Linked DNA regions of Homo sapiens: region 2 is linked to region 1. Evidence: chromatin loops called from intact Hi-C (ENCODE). Cell type or tissue: IMR-90. All regions are shown on one strand.

The links. A loop is a pair of places that touch in the nucleus more often than their neighbours do. Peaks named below come from ENCODE experiments on the same cell type or tissue, not always from the same donor. Only the 100,000 strongest peaks of a DNase experiment are listed, where the experiment ranks them.
Region 2: it touches region 1 in a loop (2.4-fold over the local background); 1 of 110 quality-filtered maps calls a loop at or near these places.

What each region holds. Positions count from the first base shown.
Region 1 is chr6:5,112,749-5,117,748 of GRCh38, forward strand. The region is part of intron 2 of LYRM4 (LYR motif containing 4); the gene reads right to left. All of the region lies in intron 3 of LYRM4-AS1 (LYRM4 antisense RNA 1), which reads left to right. Among named protein-coding and RNA genes, the nearest start is that of PPP1R3G, 30 kb to the left of the region's middle. RefSeq lists a silencer at 4,393-4,593. In IMR-90, a CTCF peak has its summit at 2,554 (motif pointing left); no DNase peak of the experiment used is centred here.
Region 2 is chr6:4,939,490-4,944,489 of GRCh38, forward strand. It overlaps CDYL (chromodomain Y like), which reads left to right. Exons shown (of 7, transcript NM_004824.4): 5 at 4,057-4,267. Among named protein-coding and RNA genes, the nearest start is that of LYRM4-AS1, 62 kb to the right of the region's middle. In IMR-90, no CTCF peak of the experiment used is centred here; a DNase peak (open chromatin) is centred at 2,832; H3K27ac peaks cover 1,129 bases.

The DNA.
Region 1 (5,000 bases):
CCTAGGGAGTCAGTGAAGACTTCTCAGAGGAGACAGCCTCAAGGGAGGAAGAGCTCAGAGGCCCAGAGGCTGGAGCTGGGGCAGGGTAAGAAGCCCATGACACGATTGGACGTGGAGACTGCCAGAGACAGAAATGGGCTGAGTGTGGATAGAGAAGGGTGAGGGTGAGGATGGGGGTGGAGAAGGCAGAGAAGAGAGAATAAAAGAGAAGTGGGGTAGGGCCAGAACACAGATGCCATGCTCCACTTGGAGGGAATGGAAAGCTGCTAAAATGTTAAAAATGGAGGACCAACCCACCCAGATCTGTGGTTAAAAAGATCACCTTGTCTTCAGGTCAAGGCGAAGAAGAGGTGGAGAGTTGTGGCGAGGGGACCCAGTTAAGGGGCCAGTAAGAGTGCAGGTGAGGATGGGTGCAGTGGCTTACGCCTATAATTCCAGCACTTCGGGAGGTCGAGACGGGTGGATCACGAGGTCACAAGTCTGAGACCAGCCTGACCAACACGGTGAAACCCTGTCTCTACTAAAAATATATAGGCCATGGTGGCACGCGCCAATAATCCCAGCTACTCAGGAGGCTGAGGCAGAAGAATGGTTTGAACCTGGGAGGTGGAGGTTGCTGAGATCACGCCACTGCACTCCAGCCTGGGTGACAGAGCGAGATTCCGTTATCTAAAAGAAAAAGAGTGCAGGTGAGAGGTGATTCCAGCTTGGAAGGAGGAGTGGCAGAAGTTATAGACGGGCAGCCAGAGGAATACGTGGGTGCTGCCCTGAAGGGGGACCCACCCTTGCAAGTTCAAGACTGCTGCAGGTGGATGCTGTAAGAATCACTGCCCTCAGTTTTTGTTGAAGAATGAAGGCCCAGAAAAATCAATCCATATAGACACAAAGACATGAACCCCAGATCTTCTGATCTCTGTCCAGTGCTTTCTCCAAAATGCTGCTCCTCTACCAGGTCCCAACAATTTCTTCCTTTCTTTTCTCTCTCTCTTTTTTTTTTTTTTAGAGACAGGTTCTCACTATGTTGCCCAGGCTGGTCTTGAACTCCTGGGCTTAAGTGATCCTCCTGCCTCAGCCTCCCAAGTAGCTGGGATTACAGGCATGTGCCGCCATGCCTGGCTAATCAATGATTTCTTCATAATGCGAATTACACATCACTATAACTATGAGCCTACGTTATGAAAATTTGAGATAACCACATGAGATAACTGTGGCCTGCCCAGCATCCATCTCTCCATTTTCCTTATGGGGTCAGTGCACATCTAGAAGTTTACACTCTCCAGACTCCTGTGCAGCTAGAGGTGGCCAATGAGGTGTCAGCTGTCATCATGGCTGGAGCATCTAGGACAGTTCTTTGAAGTGGGCTGCCTCAGACTGGGGGCACTCAAGTGCCTGCCCGCCCTCCAGTTTGTCTCCGTTCTGCCTGGAATATGAACTTGATAGCTGGAACACCAGCAGCCATCTAGCACTGTAAGATAAGTTTGATATGGGAGCTACACGCTAAGACTGGGGGGCAGAAAGGTGGAGACTGAGTGCTTGATGACCATGGAGCCACCATGCCAGCTCTGGACGCCTTATTGCCAGCTTTCTTTTATGTGTGAGAAAAATAAACCTCCATCTTTTAAAAGCTCCTGTTACTTGGGTTTCTTGCTACACACAGCTAAACCAATCCTTACTGACTTGAATGCACAATGAGAATTTTAATGTGAGATCATAGGACTAATGAAACGAAGGCCGGTGCAGAGAAGGGGGTGATCTGTGCCCCGTGGCAAGTGGAAAAAATGTCCCTATCACCTGGGGAGGTGCAATTAACAGGTACCTATTGTAGCTGTTTCCAAAGTTTAAAAAAGCTACACAGGAAATTATAAAGATTCTGTTCTTTCTCTCTTTAAATCAGGGGTGTCCAATCTTTTTGCTTCCCTGGGCCACACTAGAAGAAGAATTGTCTTGGGCCACACATAAAATACACTAACACTAACGAAAGCTGATGAGCTAAAAGGAAAAAAAAAAAATCGCAAAAAAAAAAATCTCATGTTTTAAGTTTACGAATTTGTGTTGGGCCACATTCAAAGCCATCCTGGACTGCACGTGGCCCGCAGGCTGTGGGTTGGACAAGCTTGCTCTAAATATTTAGTTGCATTTGGATATGTGGCTATTAATAGTTTGGTATTTTTGTCTAGTCTGTTAAATCACATATAGATTTAAAACGTGGTGTATATATACACAATATTTACATGTGGGATCATAGCATAACTTGCTTTTTAACTTCATATTATGATGCTTATATCATTAACTGTTCTTTTAAGGAATATTTTCAGTAACTGTATAATACTCCATTGTAAAGATATATCACAATCTATTTAATCACTCCCATATGATGAACATTTAGACTGTTTCCACTTAATGCTAGGATTATCATTCTTATATATAACCTTTTATTAAATCTGATTTTTTCCTTATAAAAGGTTTCTAGAAGTAGAATTGTTGGATAAACAGATATGAATATTTTGATGGTTACTGATGGATCTTGCAAAACTACTTTCCAGAAGGTCTGTTTGTCCGGCTGACGCTCCCTCTGGTGGCCCCTTTGAAGGCTTTGGCGGCACACTTATCATGCCGCAGAACAAACACGCTTCTCCCCATGTAGCTCCCTGTGTGAGCTCTGTGTGCTAAAGGCCGTATTCTCTATGCGGCGGCTAGAACAAGAACACGGGATTCTCCTGTTGTGTGGCCCTCTGCTGCGTTCCTTACCAAAGCCCCCATTACAGCAGTTACCATCATGTCTATTTCACAAAGTCCACCAATCTAGAGGATGAAAATTCTAGGGGAGGGGTGCCCTCCCGTAAGGCATGTAGCTGTGAGGTGGGATCAGCCCCATGGAAAAGACCCCACAGGAAACCCACAGAATAAAGAACTGGGGGGCAATCTGAAGAGCCAAGTTTCAGGAAACTTGAAATCAAAACAAACCAAATTTATAGTCTGCTTTGACAGAAGTTTGAATTAAATTTAAAAAAAACCCATTCCAGTATGACAATTTTATGGCCCTTGGGGGGAAAAGAACTAATGACATCAGGTCTTACAATGTGAATGGTATTAAGAGGATACAGAGATGCGTGTCTGTCTGATACATATACTGCATATATTGGGGCCACCCACATGGTCCCTATACTGAAATGGTAAGTGGGCCTGCCTCAGTTCCCCTACATGAGCATCGGTGACTGAGGGGAGGAGGGAGAAGGGATCATGTTACTTGACTTAGGTGCCTTCAAAGCACAGTTTAGGACAGTGCCAGACACATAGGAAGTGCTCAGAAAGTACCTAACAACTAAAAATATCAGTCCCATACTCCATGGTTCTGAGGGTCTGTGCTCACTGACTCTAAAATCCGGAGAGATGAGTGACTACAGAGTGCTCTGATGGTAAGCCACAAGTGGAAATACAGAACTGATGAAGACAAGTGAATAAAAACAGCGGTAGGACCATTTACTGCAAAAAGAATGTTCACTGACCATTAAGTGAAATCAAATGATTTAAATTTGGCCCAGCAGAGGGTTTAAGGCTAGAATCCGGGGGATTCTATATGGGATTTTCAGAGCCATTACAGAAGAAGAAGGGGAAATACTCAGTTCACACAGGGAGGAAATATTAAAAAGTTATCTCAGTGAGGGGTAAGGAGTTGAGGCAGTAAATGTTTGTGTAACAGTTCTCTTGCATTTATTTGGGCTGTAAAATGTGCCAGCACACAACGGGAGGCTAGCCGGGATTGCTGCCGTGGTGCTAATGGCAGAGAACGATGCTCCAAGCTGCAGGTGTGAGGGTCTGGTCAACGGAAGTAAGGTAGTGCAATTAACACCTTCAAGTTACAGTCCCTCCAGAATCCCAAATTGACTTATACAGCCACATCAGACTATTACTGTGCATAAATTGGTCATTAAAGCTGATCACACTTTTATTCTATTAAGTTTAGGGAGTTGGCATTAGAGTCCATTGGAAAAGTACACAGATTACTCAGCTGCCAGTAGCTGGGGATGACTAGATGGCCCAGAAACACTTAAGAGCTCTGAGACTCATTAGACAAATAACCTGCAGGGGAGGAAGGAGCAGGATATCAGAAAATACAATTGGGCACAATGTTTCAGGTCTTCACCGCTTCCTCTTCTGAAGCAATGCACAGCCATCCCCGCAACACATCTCTATCTGATGGGGGTCCCAGAAGCTGGGCGCAGTTGCCAGGGGAGTGGGTGGGGAAGGTGGGGAACGGATGCAGCCCTGGGCTGGAATCCCTACTCCTGCCTCTGCCACTTCCTGCCTATTTCGCAGAGTTGTTATGGGAATCAAACAAAACACTAGATATGAAGAAAATCTACCATTTTCCCCAGTTCCTTCCCAGGGCCCAAACATATGAAATGTCCTAACGCTACTGGGAGGATTAAACAAGCACAGTGCCAGGCACCTGGCAAGAGCCTGCTAAGCGTTACTTACATGCACAGACTTGTGCTAGGCCTGTCTCTGTCAAGATGCGTATCATGGGCGGGGCGCGGTGGCTCACGCCTGTAATCCCAGCACTTTAAGAGCCCGAGGTGGGTGGATCACGAGGTCAAGAGATTGAGACCATCCTGGCAAACATGGTGAAACGCTGTCTCTACTAAAAATACAAAGATTAGCTGGGTGTGATGGTGTGCGCCTGTAATCGCAGCTACTCGGGAGGCTGAGGCAGGAGAATCGCTTGAACCTGGGAGGCAGAGGTTGCAGTGAGCCGAGATCGCACTCCAGCCTGGTGACAGAGCGAGACTCTGTCTCAAAAAAAAAAAAAAATTGTTCTCCTGGGGATTTGGGACTTAGCTTAAAGGGGCTTTTGTAGCCAGAATATTTCTTGGAAGTCTCGTATTGATCTTCATGTAAATGGTGTACTCTGCTCTATAGCATATTTATGCCTATTTTTGTATACAAATGTTTTCCCTGCCAGATGTGGTAGGGAAACCCACCTTGGTACACAACTGTAG
Region 2 (5,000 bases), 170 kb before region 1:
ATGTATTTAGGAGGTTATCCCTTAATCTTTTGAATGTTACCTTTTACAGGCTATCACATTATGTGTGGTTTTTTTCAGAAGTGGTTTGAAATTTTATAGTCTGATCTTATTAAGTATTGTTTCTAATCTCCTAGGGGATTTCATCCCTGTGGTACACTAGGTGGGACCATCTTGTTCTTCAGTTTAAGATTAAACTGCTTGATCAGTGTCATAAATCCTTGGCTGACTCTCAGCGCCTCTAAGACAGCTTCATTATTATCCATTCAGGGTGAATTCCATGAACTTAACTTTTATTTTTAAAATACAAACCACCATGCCTCCTATGGTCACTTTGCATGTTCTCCATAATATCACGCTGAATGTACACATAATATTGTGCTTTTTGGTAGCTCTGCGGTCATAAGAAAATCGGATGTGTCAGCCAGTGCCTTCTGGGTCCTGGCTCCGTTTTCCCGTGTAGGCTTTTCCCTGGCTCCACTTGTGAGCCCGCTGGTGCCTCGCCGGGTGCAGCTCACTCCTCCCTCCAGCGTTGAATTCCCTTGGACAGAGGCTGTGGGCTTGTGGCGCTGGGATCAGTAAAAGCAGAGGAAAGCTAGATCCAGCCAGGTTTAAGTGGAGATCTCCTTTGTTGAACTTGATGTCACTTTAAAAGTTCACTTTCATCAGCTCCCTGCTCCGTCCACTCTCCCTACTCCACACAAAAAGCTGGATTGATATTCTTGTGAAGAGCCAAGTCCTGCTTTAGGAAAACCAACTTGTTTCTTCTTTATGTGACTATATTTTTGTCAATGTGAATTTTCCTTAATGTAGTCTGGCAAGATCAGAAAAATAATTAGTTACACCAGAGTCACTTAACCTTTCCTTTTCTTATTTGCATTTAAATTAATTTTTATGTGGATAAAAGCTCTTCCTGTGTATATTTTTCATTTCTCTGGTGTCTTGTCTCATGTTCCTTAAAACTTGGAGGCAAAGGACTTCATCGTAGCAAGTTTCCAAAGGAAAAGCGGGAAGCAAACAGGAAGATGAGGTTTCATATTAGGTCACCAGGTATCTAGAGCAGCTGACTTTGTGACGAGGATTCGTGGTTTGCAGTTTGCAGGGTAATTGCAACAAAAATATTCTGCACCTTTGTGGTTAGAACAAAATTCTTTCAAGTTCATGGACAGCATTAGGCTTTTGAAGTCTGCCAGAACCAGTAGCTGCCACTGGGTTTTAAGGACCAGGAGACTTCTCTCCCCAAAAGTGAGGTTTCTTCTTCCTCCCACAGAGGGAGACCGGGGGCCCTGCCCAAGCAGTGCCCCAGGGGCAAGAGGATTTGGGAGAGAACAAAGTGAGCCAGTAAACATGCCCCATGACCCTGACCTGTACCCCATTAGTCCTTCAAACGAAGGTGCCATTCAAATGAGAGAGACCTCAGCCATGGAAAGCAGCACACTGGCTGCCCAACTTCAGGTCCCTGCTGCCTCCTTCTCCCCAAACGTTCCTTTGACAGTCCCTACATCTTATGTGATTTTCCAGCTGTTTGATATTTCCAGATTAGTAAATGTCCTTTAAAGGAAGAGTTTTGTTTAATTATAAAGTCTTTTTAGACTAATTATGTGGCAAATATCAGCCTCCTTCCCTGCCATACCCAACAACAGCCTTGAATTCAATTCCAAAGAAACAAATTTAACTTCAGTACATTGCATGGCAAACATTTGAGTGTTCATACATTTTGATTTCAAGTTTAAAACACACTTGGCTGAAGCCCACAGAAGCAGGGGCTACTTGGGAGAGGACCGTCCCAGGCTTGAAGGCAGCCCCTGCCTCGCCTCTGGTTCCTTGTGCCTTGATTTGCAGCTCCCTTGGTTAAGCCTTTATGGTCCTGGGAAGTTTCTACTAGGCAGAGAAAGCATTTCTGTAAAGGTTTTCTTTTTTAAAACAAAACGAGTCTCTGTGTGCACCACATCCATTTCTGGCATCTCAGGGCTCACTATTCAGAATGGCCAGTTCCCATTCCCTGAAAAGGGAAGGGGCTCTTTGCTCCAGAGCATGCTGGTTCATTCATACCCCGTCCAGAAAGAGCCACCAGCTTCAGGTGAAGTCACCATTCCAGGCAAAAGTAAAAATAAAATTTCAGTTCCAAAAAATGCCTTCAGCCTATCAAAATCTAAGTTTCGACTTACCAATATCTATTAATATTTTAGAAGCAGATTTTTTTATACAAATATATGGGCATGGAGGCAAGGATATATGAAATAATTCCTTTTACTGTTTTTCTGTAGAATTACCTTCTTATTACCTTGACTTTGATCATCGCTTTTATGTTAATTTATTGCCCCATCCGTGGTTTCCAGATGTCAGCCTGGGCAACGGCTATAACAGTTTGCCTTCTGTTCCATAAGGCAGATGAAATTGGAGCTACTCAGATTTTGGAAACAGCTGTTCCTTATCATTGAGAGACAGTTCAGCAGTTTTACCTTTTCATGAGTCATCAGTTACTGGGCCTAGGAAATGTATTTCCATCTTGTGTCATTGACCCCATATCTTCAAAAGATGACACAACTGAAATAGCTTCATGTAGTTCTTCTAGGCTTATTTCAAGAGTCTGCTTAAAAGGTTGTCTGACACTCTGATCATTAAACCCCAGTGTGATCTTTCTAAGAATGCCTCAGGCTCTCTCATTTAGAAAGACTTAGTGCAACTCATTCATTTGAATGAGTTAATTCTTGCTCAATGCAAAGATCCCACAAACCTTGGGGGCTAGGCTGAGGTCCAGCCGCTAAACTCTGCAATTCCTCACTCTCCTGTTCATACACACACAGACACAACCCTCCTCACCTCCCTGACCTGCCCCTGCCAAAAAATATGAGTCATCCGTCAGTGTCTCGGGGAGTTGAGTGGGGAGCTATCTCAGATGCTGAGTCATGATTTTCAGAGAAGATCTGAACAGATTGCTGTGGTTTTAAATTGCTGAATTGTAGAGAGCATCTAGATTGTTATTTTCAGTATTAAAGATGGGGGTCAGGTTTAGAATCCAGCAAGTGAAAAGCTGTCCTTACTCTGCACTTCTGATCTAGAACTCAGCCTGCACTGAAGGGACTATCTTGTGTTTCTTCTTTTCTCCACTGTGTGAAATCATAACAAGAAACAACCTCTGAGCATAAGATCAGCTTCTAGTATTTAGGGGAAGAAAATGCACATTCCTAAAGTGGTATGACACCAAGCTACCCTACATTGAAAAGCAGCCTACTTTTCCAGCCTGATCTAAAGCAAATCCCAAAATAGCATGGGCTTGATTTATTAAACCTCTGTCCTGTGCAGAGGCTGCCCCACGCCTGACCCCACTGTCCTCCGAACTCCTGCTGCAGCCGTACCCTCCAGCCCTCAGTGGAGCAGGATGTGGGTACAGGCCTGAGCCCTGTGCTGTTTGCTCTTCTTGTTTGCAGGTCGCATGTCTTGAGCCAGCCTGTGACACTCTTGTCTCTGTATCCCCCAGACTGTTCAGTCCACTTCCACATAAACTCAGGAAATAGCAATTATTGCCAGATAATCAGTGAGCTGTCTGAAATCATGAACCAAGGCCAGACCCAGATCCCAGGGTTTTTGTGAACCCTAATCCACCACCGTACACTTAACACCAGGCAGTCTTAGTATGCCCTGGGCCAGATTTCCTCTGTGACAGCTTCTTGATTTGTCTTGTGAAGCCCAGAATATGTACTGGGCTCCTGTGTCTTCGAGGGAAGACAGGTTGGGGAGCAAGATGTGTTGTTTATAGAGCCCGAGAGCCACCTGCAAATTCCAGTGCAGCTCATGGCTGCATGTTACCCTGTGGCCTTCACGTAGGGCCTGTAGTGACAGCCACTACATGCGTGGGCTCCAGGCTGTCACCAAACCTTTACAACACGTAGTAAATAAGTCTAGGGTCCACAACTGCTGGGGAAGGCCTTAAACAAATCTCAAGTCTTCAGGATTTCCGTAGCATTTACATCTTGGTAAATTGAATTCCATAATAGACTTTTCCTTTGCTCAAATATGCAATGTTTTGAGTAATTCCCCATTTATTTTTCATTTTAGAAACTTCGTGAATACTTTCATTCAATTTAAGAAGCCCATTATTGTAGCAGTCAATGGCCCAGCCATTGGTCTAGGAGCATCTATATTGCCTCTTTGCGATGTGGTTTGGGCTAATGAAAAGGCTTGGTTTCAAACACCCTATACCACCTTCGGACAGAGTCCAGATGGCTGTTCTACCGTTATGTTTCCCAAGATAATGGGAGGAGCATCTGTGAGTACCTTTTTAAAAAAAAAAAAAAAAAGTCATTCTAGAAAGCTTCCTGAAGAAATCTAGTTTGGTTATTGTTTTTCTAAAGCTGTACAGTGTGTCATTCTGTGGGGACTTTCCATCTTGTAATTCAGATTTGGGTTCATAGACGTTGTTGACCTTTGTTGCATCATTCCCTAGAGAAGGACTTCATTCACTGAGGAGCCTACCACTTTGCATAATTCACATGGATATCTACTGTTAGTAAATACCCAATCAGTAACCCAACCAACAATTTGCAATTGAAAAGTTCTTCACCTAATAACTTAAAAACTGCACTTTTAAGAGAAGGCAATTTTAAGAGGGAGCAAAGTTACATAGGATTAGAGGGTTGTCGTCCATATAATTGTGTGTTTTTATTTCTTTAACTGTTTAATCCGTTCATTATAGTAGTTTGTGTTTGTATTGTAGCTTGTGATTTATCAAGCAGTTATTCACATCTCATTCTCTAGTCCTTGAAATAGGGCAGGAGGTGGTGTCACAGGTCAGGTTCTCCAGAAGCAGACACTGAGATGAGTTTGGCACGTGGAGAATTAGCAGGTAGTCAGTACCTGTGGAAGGGATGGGAAGGAAGCAGGACCGCACAGAGGAAGAGGTCAAAGTGATACTATGCCCATCATCCTTAGGGGTGGGATGTGCGGGAAGCGTTGCACCCTGGACGAGGTGGCTCCCTACAGCTGAGGGCATCCCTAAAGGC